Linked DNA regions of Homo sapiens: region 2 is linked to region 1. Evidence: chromatin contacts called from ENCODE Hi-C or POLR2A ChIA-PET data. All regions are on one chromosome and are shown on one strand. The core of a region is the stretch at or near the end of the contact, and the rest is flanking DNA. Distances in the headings are between cores, read along the strand shown.

The links. Hi-C counts contacts between places; a loop is a spot of excess contacts on that map. ChIA-PET counts read pairs that join two places held with the same protein, here RNA polymerase II (POLR2A). Pooled maps may share reads with other maps.
Region 2: a pooled map shows a loop between it and region 1 (2.1-fold over the local background). The contact joins two enhancer-like sites. A Hi-C loop is called at or near these places in 1 of 50 pooled maps. POLR2A ChIA-PET finds 5 or more read pairs at or near these places in 4 of 52 experiments (Caco-2, GM12878, WTC11 and 1 more).

Annotation. Positions count from the first base shown.
Region 1 is chr1:9,781,994-9,787,448 of GRCh38, reverse strand. The region is part of intron 1 of CLSTN1 (calsyntenin 1); the gene reads left to right. Among named protein-coding and RNA genes, the nearest start is that of CLSTN1, 39 kb to the left of the region's middle. RefSeq lists an enhancer at 625-1,125. Within about 2 kb of position 2,773, at least 2 of the 41 ENCODE cell types and tissues checked have a DNase peak (open chromatin) inside an H3K27ac peak, as active enhancers do.
Region 2 is chr1:9,891,494-9,897,074 of GRCh38, reverse strand. All of the region lies in intron 1 of CTNNBIP1 (catenin beta interacting protein 1), which reads left to right. Among named protein-coding and RNA genes, the nearest start is that of CTNNBIP1, 16 kb to the left of the region's middle. Within about 2 kb of position 3,699, at least 14 of the 41 ENCODE cell types and tissues checked have a DNase peak (open chromatin) inside an H3K27ac peak, as active enhancers do.

The DNA.
Region 1 (5,455 bases), core at 1,524-4,023:
CTGGGCGACAGAGTGAGACTCCGTCTCAAAAAAAAAAAAAAAAAAATTAGAAGGCTCACTTTAAGCTTTCAAAAGTTGCAATTGTAGGAAGTGAGGATTACTTTGCAGGTTCTGTTTCAAATTCATATTTTTATCAACCATAACACAAGCTCTGAGAGGGCAGGGGCTGTTTTACTCACCATTATTTTCTTGGTACCTAGAAGACTACCTGGGCCTCGAGAAAGACGGATGGATGGATGGAAGAAGGGGGAAACAGAAGCCCCTTCTTCTGGATTCTCCTGCCCTGTCATTCCTCCTTAGCTCTCAGTTCTAGTTGGGGACAGCCCCATCTCCGTGTGCGGGAGATACCTAGACTCTAAACTGCAGTCTCAGCCCAGCCCCTTCCCCTTCTCTTCTCACCCCTGCAGCCACCTCTTCACCCCCAACTTCGTTCTTGGGACTCTCCTGGCATCCTACCCTGAGGCTCATGTGCAGGGTCTGGTCCCCTTGCTTCCTTCTTAGTGTTCAGGGTGGGATGTGCACCAGGGAGAAGGACATAGGGGTTCCTCCTCCATCTGTTCCTGCTCATTCCCTGGTCTTTTCTCATGATGCCACCATGCATGCCTTGCGCTCCCCAACACGAGGAGCCCGATGTAGCTCTCAGGCCCTGTGAGCTGGGTAGTGGTGAGCCCATGCCCAGCCATAGACCGCCTGGTGGCGGACAGGCAGGTGTCCCAGCCTGTGAGCAAGAGAGTGGATCCAGATGTGCAGAGCTTGCAAACAGCTCTCACCTTTGTTTTTTTTTTTTTTTTTTTTTTTTTGAGACGGAGTCTCACTCTTGTCAGCCAGGCTGCAGTGGAGTGCAATAGCACAATCTCAGCTCACTGCAACCTCCACCTCCCGGGTCCAAGCAATTCTCCTGCCTCAGTCTCCTGAGTAGCTGGGATTACAGGTGCCCACCACCACACCTGGCTAATTTTTAGTGTTTTTAGTAGAGACGGGGTTTCGCCATGTTGGCCAGGCTGGTTTCGAACTCCTGACTTCAGGTGATCAGCCTGCCTCGGCCTCCCAAAGTGCTGGGATTACAGGCATGAGCCACCGCGCCCAGCCTCACCTTTCGTAGAACAGCTGCATTGTGTGTAACAGTATGTGGTGGTATGATGCTTGTCCTGGGAAAAGTGAATAAATGCAGGGAAAGTTTCACTGTACTATTAAAAAACTCAATTGTTCTGTTAGCTTAAGAATTTATTTGACACTTAATGTGTGTGTTTTTTGTTTGTTTGAGGCAGGTCTCGCTCTGTCACCCAGTCTGGAGTGCAGTGGTGTGATCTCAGCTCACTGCAACCTCCACCTCCCAGGCTCAAGCGATTCTCATGCCTCAGCCTCCCGAGTAGCTGGGAGGTCCCAAGTAGCTCCCAAGTGTACCACCATGCCTGGCTAATTTTTTCCTATTTTTTGTAGAGACAGGGTTTTATCATTTTGCCCAGGCTGGTGTCGAACTCCTGAACTCAAGCGATCCACCCACCTCAACCTCCCAAATTGCTGGGATTACAGGCATGACCTACCGTGCCCGGCCTTAATGTGTTTTTATTTTAAAAATTAACTTCAAGCTGGGTGGGGTGTCCCACACCTCTGAGACAGAGTGAGACCCTGACTCGGAAAAAAAAAAAAAAAGAAATTCACATCAATGTAATGCACAAATTATTAAAGTGGCTCTTTTAAAGTGTACAAGTGATTTTCATGTAGACATCATTGGTTTTCCTTAACGGGGTGGATGTCAGTCAGTGGTTCTCAAGGGAGGAGGGAGGAGGATTGCCCCCAGGGGATCTTGGGGAATGTCTGGAGACACTTCTGGTTGGCACATCTTGGTGGGGAGGCCGCGGACATCCAGTGGTTTTGAGGCCGGGATGCTGCTGAACGTCCCACAATGCACGGGACAGCCCCACAGCTAAACATTGTCTGGCCCAGAGTGTCCAGCTGTTGAGAAACCCTGATCTAAATAATGTCTAAGCTATGTATTTGGTGTTTCAATCAGCCCTTTAAAATTTAGTTTGTTTGGGATTCTGATGAAGAAATCCTTAAACCTGTGCATACAGAGATTCTTTGGCAGTGTTCAGTCTTTGGAAAAAAAAAAATAAGAGTAATTAAAAAATCTGTTTTACAGCTGGGTGCAGTGGGTCACGCCTGTAATCCCAGCACTTTGGGAGACTGAGGCAGGCGGATCACTTGAGGCCAGGAGTTTGAGACCAGACTGGCCAACATGGTGAAACCCTGTCTCCGCTAAAAATACAAAAATTAGCCAGGCACGGTGGATCACCTGAGGTCAAGAGTTCAAGACCACCCTGGCCAACATGGTGAAAACCCCTCTCCTCTAAAAATAACAAAAATTAGCTGGGAGTGGTGGCACACATTGTAGTTTTATTTCACTTCAGCCTGGGTGACAGAGCAAGACTCTCAAAAAAAAAAAAAAAAAGAATTTATGACTAGGGACAATACTTAGAGACCCAGAGATAATGCCTTTTTATATTTTGATTTTAAAACTGTGAATATTTTACCTGTTCCAAATGCTTTTTTGAGGAAAAAAAGAATCAGCTGGAGATTTTAAACTTAGAGTTTAAGATACTTTTCTACCCATGTCATCTTTAACAAGGGCCTACTAGCTCGCCTTTGGAAATTAACTAGCAGGATTTTAAAATCAAAGCCTGAGAACTTGGAGCATGCAAGGGCACCTGTCACCACCTGCTGGCAGTGTTCCTTAATTGCAGGTTCTTATGATAGACCAAGGTTTAAAAGTTGAATCTGCAAATGAAACCTGTAACATCATCTAGGATTTATAGGTGAGACGCCAACAGTCTCTTGCAATATTTAGCTGTTGTTTTTTAAGGGCAGACATGACCAACCTACGTGTCATGATAAGAGGCACACATCACACTCTTGTTTGAAACAGTGGGTTTCTTTTTTCTTTAGAGATAGTCTTGTTCTCCCTGAGGCTGGACTGCAGTGGTGAGATCTTGGCTCACGGCAGCCTGTAACTCTTGGGCTGAAACATTCCTCCTGTCTCAGCCTCCCGAGTAGCTGGGAGTACAGGCATGTGCCACCATGCCAGCTAACTTTTTTTTTTTATTCAAGAGGGAATCTCGCTTTGTCACCCAGGCCGGAGTGCAAGTGACACAATCTCTGCTCACTGCAACGTCTGCCCCCCAGGTTCAAGAGATTCCCCTGCCTCAACCTTCCGAGTAGCTGGGGTTACAGGTGCATGCCACCACGCTTGGTTAATTTTTTTTTTTTTTTTTTTTTGAGATAGAGTTTCGCTCCTGTCGCCCAGGCTGGAGTGCAGTGGCGCAATCTTGGCTCATTGCAACCTCCGTCACCCTGGTTCAGGCAATTCTCCTGCCCCAGCCTCCCAAGTATCTGGGATTACAGGCATCTGCCACCACGCCTAGCTAATTTTTGTATTATTATTATTATTATTTTTTGAGATGGAGTTTCACTCTTGTTGCCCAGGCTGGAGTGCAATAGTGTGGTCTCAGCTCCCTGCAACCTCTGCCTCCCAGGTTCAAGCAATTCTCCTGTCTCAGCCTCCCAAGTAGCTGGGATTACAGGCACCCGCCACCACGCCTGGTTAATTTTTGTATTTTTAGTAGAGACAGGGTTTCACCATGTTTGCCAGGCTGGTCTCGAACTCCTGACCTCAGGCCATCTGCTCACCTTGGCCTCCCAAAGTGCTGGTATTACAGGCGTGAGCCACTGTGCCCGGCCAATTTTTGTATTTTTTTAGTGGAGACGGGGTTTCACCATGTTGGCCAGGCTGGTCTCGAACTCCTGACCTCAGGTGATCCACCTGCCTCGGCCTCCCAAAGTGCTGGAATTACAGGCGCGAGACACTGTGCCTGGCCTAATTTTTGTGTTTTTAGTAGAAACAGGGTTTCACCACATTGGCCAAGCTGGTCTCGAACTCCTGACCTCAGGTGATCCACCCGCCTTGGCCTCCCGAAGTGTTGGGATTACAGGCGTGAGCCACTGTGTCCAGCCTAATTTTTTAAAACATTTTTTTGTAGAGACGGGATCACACCTTGTCACCCAGGCTGGTGTCGAACTTCTAGGCTCAAGCAATCCTCCTACCTGGGCCTCCCAAAGTGTTGGGATTATGGGTGTGAGCCACTGCGCCTGGCTGGAAACCGTGGATTTCTAGTTACAAAGTCTTCTTTACTTACAATCAGGTTTATCTTCTGATAAACCCATCTTTGTAAAGTCTAAAAATCCTAAGTTGAGCCACTGTAAGTGGGGAACCATCCATATGAGTGAATAAACCGGAAAGGAACTGTTCGTGTACTGGGTTGACTGATATCAGGGCCACCCTGGGACCTGTGGTTGGCGTCTGGGCTCTGCAACCAACCTGCTGAAATCCCCGTTACTTGTGAGACTTAGGCATGGGTCCAGCCTCTCTCTCTCTTTTTCTTTTTGAGATGGAGTCTCGCTCTGTCACCCAGGCTGGAGTGCGATGGCGCGATCTCAGCTTACTGCAGCCTCCGCCTCCCAGGTTCCAGCTATTCTCCTACCTCAGCCTCCTGGGTAGCTGGGATTATAGGCGTGTGCCACCACGCCCGGCTAATTTTTGTATTTTCAATAGAGGCGGGGTTTTACCATGTTGGCCAGGTTGGTCTTGAACTCCTGACCTCAGGTGATCTGCTTGCCTTGGCCTCCCAAAGTGCTAGGATTACAGGTGTGAGCCACCACGCCCGGCCCGGGTCTAGCCTCTCTTTAGCCCACAGAGTTGGGTTGTGCTGGGGCAGCATAGCTTATATTCATGTTAATCCTAAAGTTGATTATTGTATTTTTTTCATCTTGACTTAAAAATCAAATAATTTCTAATGACTGAAATCTACCATAACCCTAAAAAATGAGTCATATCCTGAAATGATAGGTGTGTGCCTAGCTACAGCCTGCACTTGTAGAAGGTTTGATTGCCAGCTTTGCTTTTGCATAGTTTTAAATTAATACATTCAAAGTTTAGTTTTTTTTTGAAACACATTACTTACCTAATAACTTATTAAATAACCATTCAAGATTTATTAGTCAAGGACTCAAATTACTTTTATGTAAGAAAAGTAAACAGGAGTTTGGCATGTTTGCTATGTTTCATTTTACACATTTTTTTAGGCCTCCATTTATAGGGTATAAAACTTTAAGAAAACATTCTCATTAGCTGTAAATGATTCGAATTGCAAATAATACTAACCTAAGCATTGTCATTACTTTTAAAATCTAAGTTTCTAGAAGTTTAAATTTTTACTCAATACAAAAATGACCTGGTTCACATTATTAGCTGCCCAACAAACTGTTTAAAAAACTAAGTATTCTTTGTTAAAGATCAGATTGCAAGAAATGTTTTCCATGCTCTTATTTTAAAAAACAAGATTCCGACATACATAATGAATCTAAATCAGAATTCACCAATGGTGGCTGAAATAGTGTC
Region 2 (5,581 bases), core at 2,450-4,949, 110 kb before region 1:
CTCCTCCCGTGTTCAAGCGATTCTCTTGCCTCAGCCTCCTGAGTAGCTGGGATTACAGGCGCGCGCCACCATGCCCGGCTAATTTTCATTTTTTTTTTTTGTTTGTTTGAGACAGAATCTCACTCTGTCGCCCAGGCTGGAGTGCAGTGGCACGATCTCGGCTCACTGCAACCTTGGCCTCCCGGGTTCCATTGATTCTTCTGCCTCAGCCTCCTGAGTAGCTGGGACTACAGGCACGTGCCACCATGCCTGGCTAATTTCTGTATTTTTAGTAGAAATGGGGTTTCACCATTTTGGCCAGGCTGGTCTCGAACTCCTGACCTCATGATTCGCCCACCTTGGTCTCTCAAAGTGCTGGGATTAAAGGCGTGAGCCGCCGCACCCGGCCAATTTTTGTATTTTTTAGTAGAGACGGGGTTTTACCATGTTAGTCAGGCTGGTCTTGAACTCCTGACCTTGTGATCTGCCCACCTCGGCCTCCCAAAATCCTGGGATTAGAAGCGTGAGCCGCCATGGCCGGCCTAATTTTTATATTTTTAGTAGAGACGGGGTTTCACCATGTTGGCCAGGCTACTCTCGAACTCCTGACCTCAGGTGATCTGCCTGCCTTTGTGTCTCAAAGTGCTGGGATTGCAGGCATGAGCCACTGCACCCGGCTGACTTCTAGGTTTCATTTCATATTTTCTTCTCGCACTGTTTTCTTTGCCTGTGTTTTCGTCTAATACATTCACTCCATGTTTTATACATTAAAACTTTGATCCATATCCAAGGTATCAAAGCCAGCATCACCAGAATTGGGGCAAACTGGCATTATGCACTTCTAGTGGAACACTGATACATCAGATACATAATTTCTTGTGAAAGTGTTTAAGGAACAATTGGCCAAATCCAGATTGTGGAACATCCTAAAGACAAGGGTCCTGGACTCTAAAAAATGTTAATATCCTGATAAACAAAGAAAAGCTGCTAAACCACTCTAGATTAAGTAGGTTGAAGAGCATGGGAACCAAATACAACTGAGATCCTTGATCCAGTCCTGGATTAAACACAAGTGAAGGCCAAATTGAGGGGGAGGGGGAATTGGGGAAATTTGGATATGGGGTGGATATCAAAGATACTACTTGGTCAATATTAAATTCCTTGGGAAGGTCGGGCGTGGTGGCTCACACCTGTAATCCCAGCACTTTTGGAGGCAGAGGCAGGAGGATTGCTTGAGGCCAGGAGTTCAAGACCAGCCTGGGCAACATAGCAAGTCCCATCTCTTAAAAAACAAAACAAGGCCAGGTGCGGTGGCTCATGCCTGTAATCCTAGCACTTTGGGAGGCCAAGGCGGGTGGATCACGAGGTCAGGAGTTCGAGAGACCAGCCTGGCCAACATGGTGAAATCCTGTCTCTACTAAAAATACAAAAAATTAGCTGGGCATGGTGGCGTGCACCTATAGTCCCAGCTGCTCGAGAGACTGAGGCAATGGAATCGCTTGAACCCGGGAGGCGGAGGTTGCAGTGAGCCGAGATCGTGCCACTGCACTCTAGCCTGGCGACAGAGCAAGACTCCATCTCAAAACAAAACAAAACTAGGCTAGGCATGGTGGCTCACGCCTGTAATCCCAGCACTTTGGGAGGCTGAGGCGGGCGGATCACGTGAAGTCAGGAGTTCAAGACCAGCCTGCCCAACATGGCAAAACCCCATCTCAACTGCAATACAAAAATTAGCTGGGCATGGTGGTGGGTGCCTATAATCCCAGCTACTTGGGAGGCTGAGGTGGGAGAATCGCTGGAACCCAGGAGGCGGAGGTTGCAGTGAGTTGCAATTGTGCCATTACATTCCAGCGTGGGTGACAGAGTAAGACTGTCTCAAAAACAAAACAGGCCGGGTGCAGTGGCTCATGCCTGTAATCCCAGCACTTCGGGAGGCCGAGGCGGGCGTATCATGAGGTCAGGAGATCGAGACCATCTTGGCTAACACGGTGAAACCCTGTCTCTACTAAAAATACAAAAAATTAGCAGGGCATGGTGGTGGGCGTCTGTAGTCCCAGCTCCTTGGGAGGCTGAGGCAGGAGAATGGTGTGAACCTGGGAAGCAGAGCTTGCAGTGAGCCGAGATTGCACCACTGCACTCCAGCCTGAGGGACAGAGTGAGACTCTGTCTCAAAAAAAAAAAAAAAAAAAATAGCCAGGCATGGCAGTCACACTTGTGATCCTAGCTAGTCAGGAGGCTGAGGCAGGAGAATCTCTTGAACCCGGGAGGCGGAAATTGCAGTGAGCAGAGATCACACCACTGCACTCCAGCTTGGGTGACAGAGCGAGACTCTGTCTCAAACAAAAAACAAAACTAGCCTGGGCAACATGGTGAAACGCCATTTCTACAAAAACTATAAAAATTAGCTGGGTATAGTGATGCATGCCTGCAGGCCTAGCTATTTGGGAGGCTGAGGTGGGAGGATCGCTTAAGCCTGGGAGGTGGAGGTTGCAGTGAGCTGAGATTGCACCACTACACTCCAGCCTGGGTGACAGGGTGAGACCCTGTCTCACAAAAGAAAAGAAAAAAAAAAAGCAGTCGAGTGTGGTTGTGCACACCTCTAATCCTAGCTACTCAGGAGGCTGAGGGGGGAGGATCACTTGAGCCCTGGATGTTGAGGCTGCAGTGAGCTGTGATCGCACCACTGCACTCCACCCTGTGTGACAGAGCGAGACACTGTTTCAAAAAACAAAACCAAACAAACAAGAATTCCTTGGGGTGTTAATGATATTGTGGTTATGTAGGAGAATGGCCTTAGGAGATCTGTGCTGAGGCATTAGCCAAGTATCATGATCTCTGCAATTGACTTTCAGATGGTTCAGGAAAAGCAGCAGTGTGCGTGTACCTTGACATATACCCACAGCACAGAGCCATAAAACATATATAGCAAAATGTGAACAGTGGGACTCCAGGAGCAAGGTATGTGGATGTTCTTGTACTGTTCTTTTAGCTCTTCCGTGGCTTTGGAATTTTTCAAAAGAAAAAGGTGAGGAGGAAGAAAAAAAAACAACTTTGTTCCATCTGGAATTGATTTTGATTGCAGGTCCTTTGGTTGCCGTGGCCCTCCTGGGTTATTGTCCTGGATTTCTGGTTTCTTTGTCCTTTTACAGCATGTACAATAGTCAGTTTCCCTCTCTCTTAGGAACTTCTTTTTTGGGTGAGTTATTCTTTTTTCGGACTTGGAAGTTTTTATGATTAGTGTCTTTCTGGCAGACTTCAGTGACTTTTCTAGAAGCAGGTAAGACCTAGCATGCTTTGTCCTGTGCGTTGATGCCTTTTTTGGTTTTGTTTTCGTTTTTTAACATTGCATTATGTGCTCCAAGGAAATTTGCAAGGAAGTTTTGTTCTCTGGGACTTAAACAAAGTCTTAATCCTCAGAAATCATCTTAATCATCAAATTAATGTGTCGTGTAATTAACCCTCTTCCAGTGACCCTTGAGATAAGCTTTTTCCTCTCAATGGAGAGTTTTTGCAGGAGGGCAGGTCCTGCTTACATTCTTTGGATATGGGCTTGTAAAGACTCCTGGGTTTCATTTTGTAAAATGTAACAGTCTTGGGTGAGTCGTTGGCCTGGAAAAACTGGAGTCTTTTTGCCAGGGGAGCTCTTAACAGACCAGTTTTGCCAGAAGCTTCTGCTTCCTTTCTGTGGTTTGGTGACTAACAGTTTCGTGGCTTTGGGAAAGGGGATGTCATTACAAATGGGTGATGGTGGTTCGTCTCCTGAGCTAGTTTGCCAGGGTGTGCCCAGATCTGGGTGTTCATGCCTGCGCCCATTGTGACTAGGGACAGTTTCTTGGACACTTTACACTGGCCGCCCCTGTGGCTACTCTCCTGAGCTTGTCTGTGGTGGCTTTAACCTTGAACAAACCCTCCAGGGTTTGTGGGTGGATTCCTATTGTATCAGGTGCTGTATTTTCCCCTCTTCTGGAGCAAGTGCGTCTTTTCTGATCTTCCTTCCCTTCAGCTCCAGCTGCCACTGTCCTTGCCTTCAGACTGGACAAGGCCTTGTGACCCATCAGGAGTTTTTGTCCCGATACCGTTTCCCACAGTAAGTTAATGGGATAAACACATGGGAGATTCTGAAGGGGTCTTTGTTTAAAGCATTGTTGATTTTGATTATTGGCTTGTTAAACATTTGGAGAGGAAGGAAACTGAGTCCTCAACAGCCTCTTAGGGGGAGGTTTCCTCCTTCCTTGGATTATGTTTTGTTCCGAGGTAGCTGGAGGGGAAAGGATCAGGAAGGTCGCCTCCTGCTTAGTAGAGCAGAAGCAATCACCCAAACAAGCAAGCAGTGTGGCTCACGTGATGCGTGGAGCCAGGAACCCTGGCCTCTGTAGCACAGATGGGTGTATTTGCGAAGTAAACAGATACACCTATATCTTTATGCAAATTAACACATACCTTTATGCTGACAGCCTGTTGGAAAGAGGCAGTGGCCTTAAAACTTCTTTTCTTTTTTTTTTTTTGAGACAGTCTCGCTCTGTTGCCCAGGCTGGGGTGCAGTGGTGTGATCATAGCTCACTGCAACCTCAGACTCCTGGGCTCTTGGGATCCTCCCACCTCAGCCTCCCAAGTAACTGGGCCTACAGGTGCAAGCCACTGCACACCCAGCTAATCTTTTTTTTTTTTTTTTTTTAGACGGAGTCTCGCTCTGTCCCCCAGGCTGGAATGCAGTGGCGCGATCTCGGCTCACTCCAAGCTCTGCCTCCCGGGTTCACGCCATTCTCCTGCCTCAGCCTCCCGAGTAGCTGGGACCACAGGCACCCACCACCACGCCTGGCTAATTTTTTGTATTTTTAGTAGAGACGGGGTTTCACCGTGTTAGCCAGGATGGTCTTGATCTCCTGACCTCATGATCCGCCCGCCTCAGCTTCCCAAAGTGCTGGGATTAGAGGCGTGAGCCACCGCGCCCAGGCTGCACCCAGCTAATCTTTTAAAGATTTTTTGTAGAAGCCAGGCTCGGTGGCTCATGTCTATAATGCCAGCACTTTGGGAGGCTGAGGTAGGCAGATCACATGAGGTCAGGATTTTGAGACCAGCCTGGCCAACATGGCAAAACCCTGTCCCTACTAAAAATACAAAATAAAATTAGCTGGACATGGTGGCACGCACCTGTAGTCCCAACTACTCGGGAGGCCGAGGCAGGAGAATCACCTGAGACTGGAAGGCAGAGGTTGCAGTGAAACGAGATTGCGCCACTGCACTCCAGCCTGGGCGACAGAGGGAAAGAGCGAGACCCCATCTCCAAAAAAAAAAAAAAAAAAAAAAAAAAAAATTTAAAGAGATGGGGTCTTACTTTATTGCCCAGGCTGGTTTTGAAGTCCAGGCCTCAAGCAATTCTCCTACCTCAGTCTCCCAAAGTGCTGGGATTACAGGCATTTGCCACTGTGCCCAACAAAACTTATTTTCCGAAGAGTTTGATTGGGAAGCGTTTCCCCAGGAGGCTGCACCTGGGGTCTCTCAGCCAGGTCCTGAGGATGACCATCCCCAGAGCCGGGTGGTGAGGAGGGGGCTGCTTCCGGGGGCACAGTCCTGCAGCCGATCCAATTGATTTAATGACCTA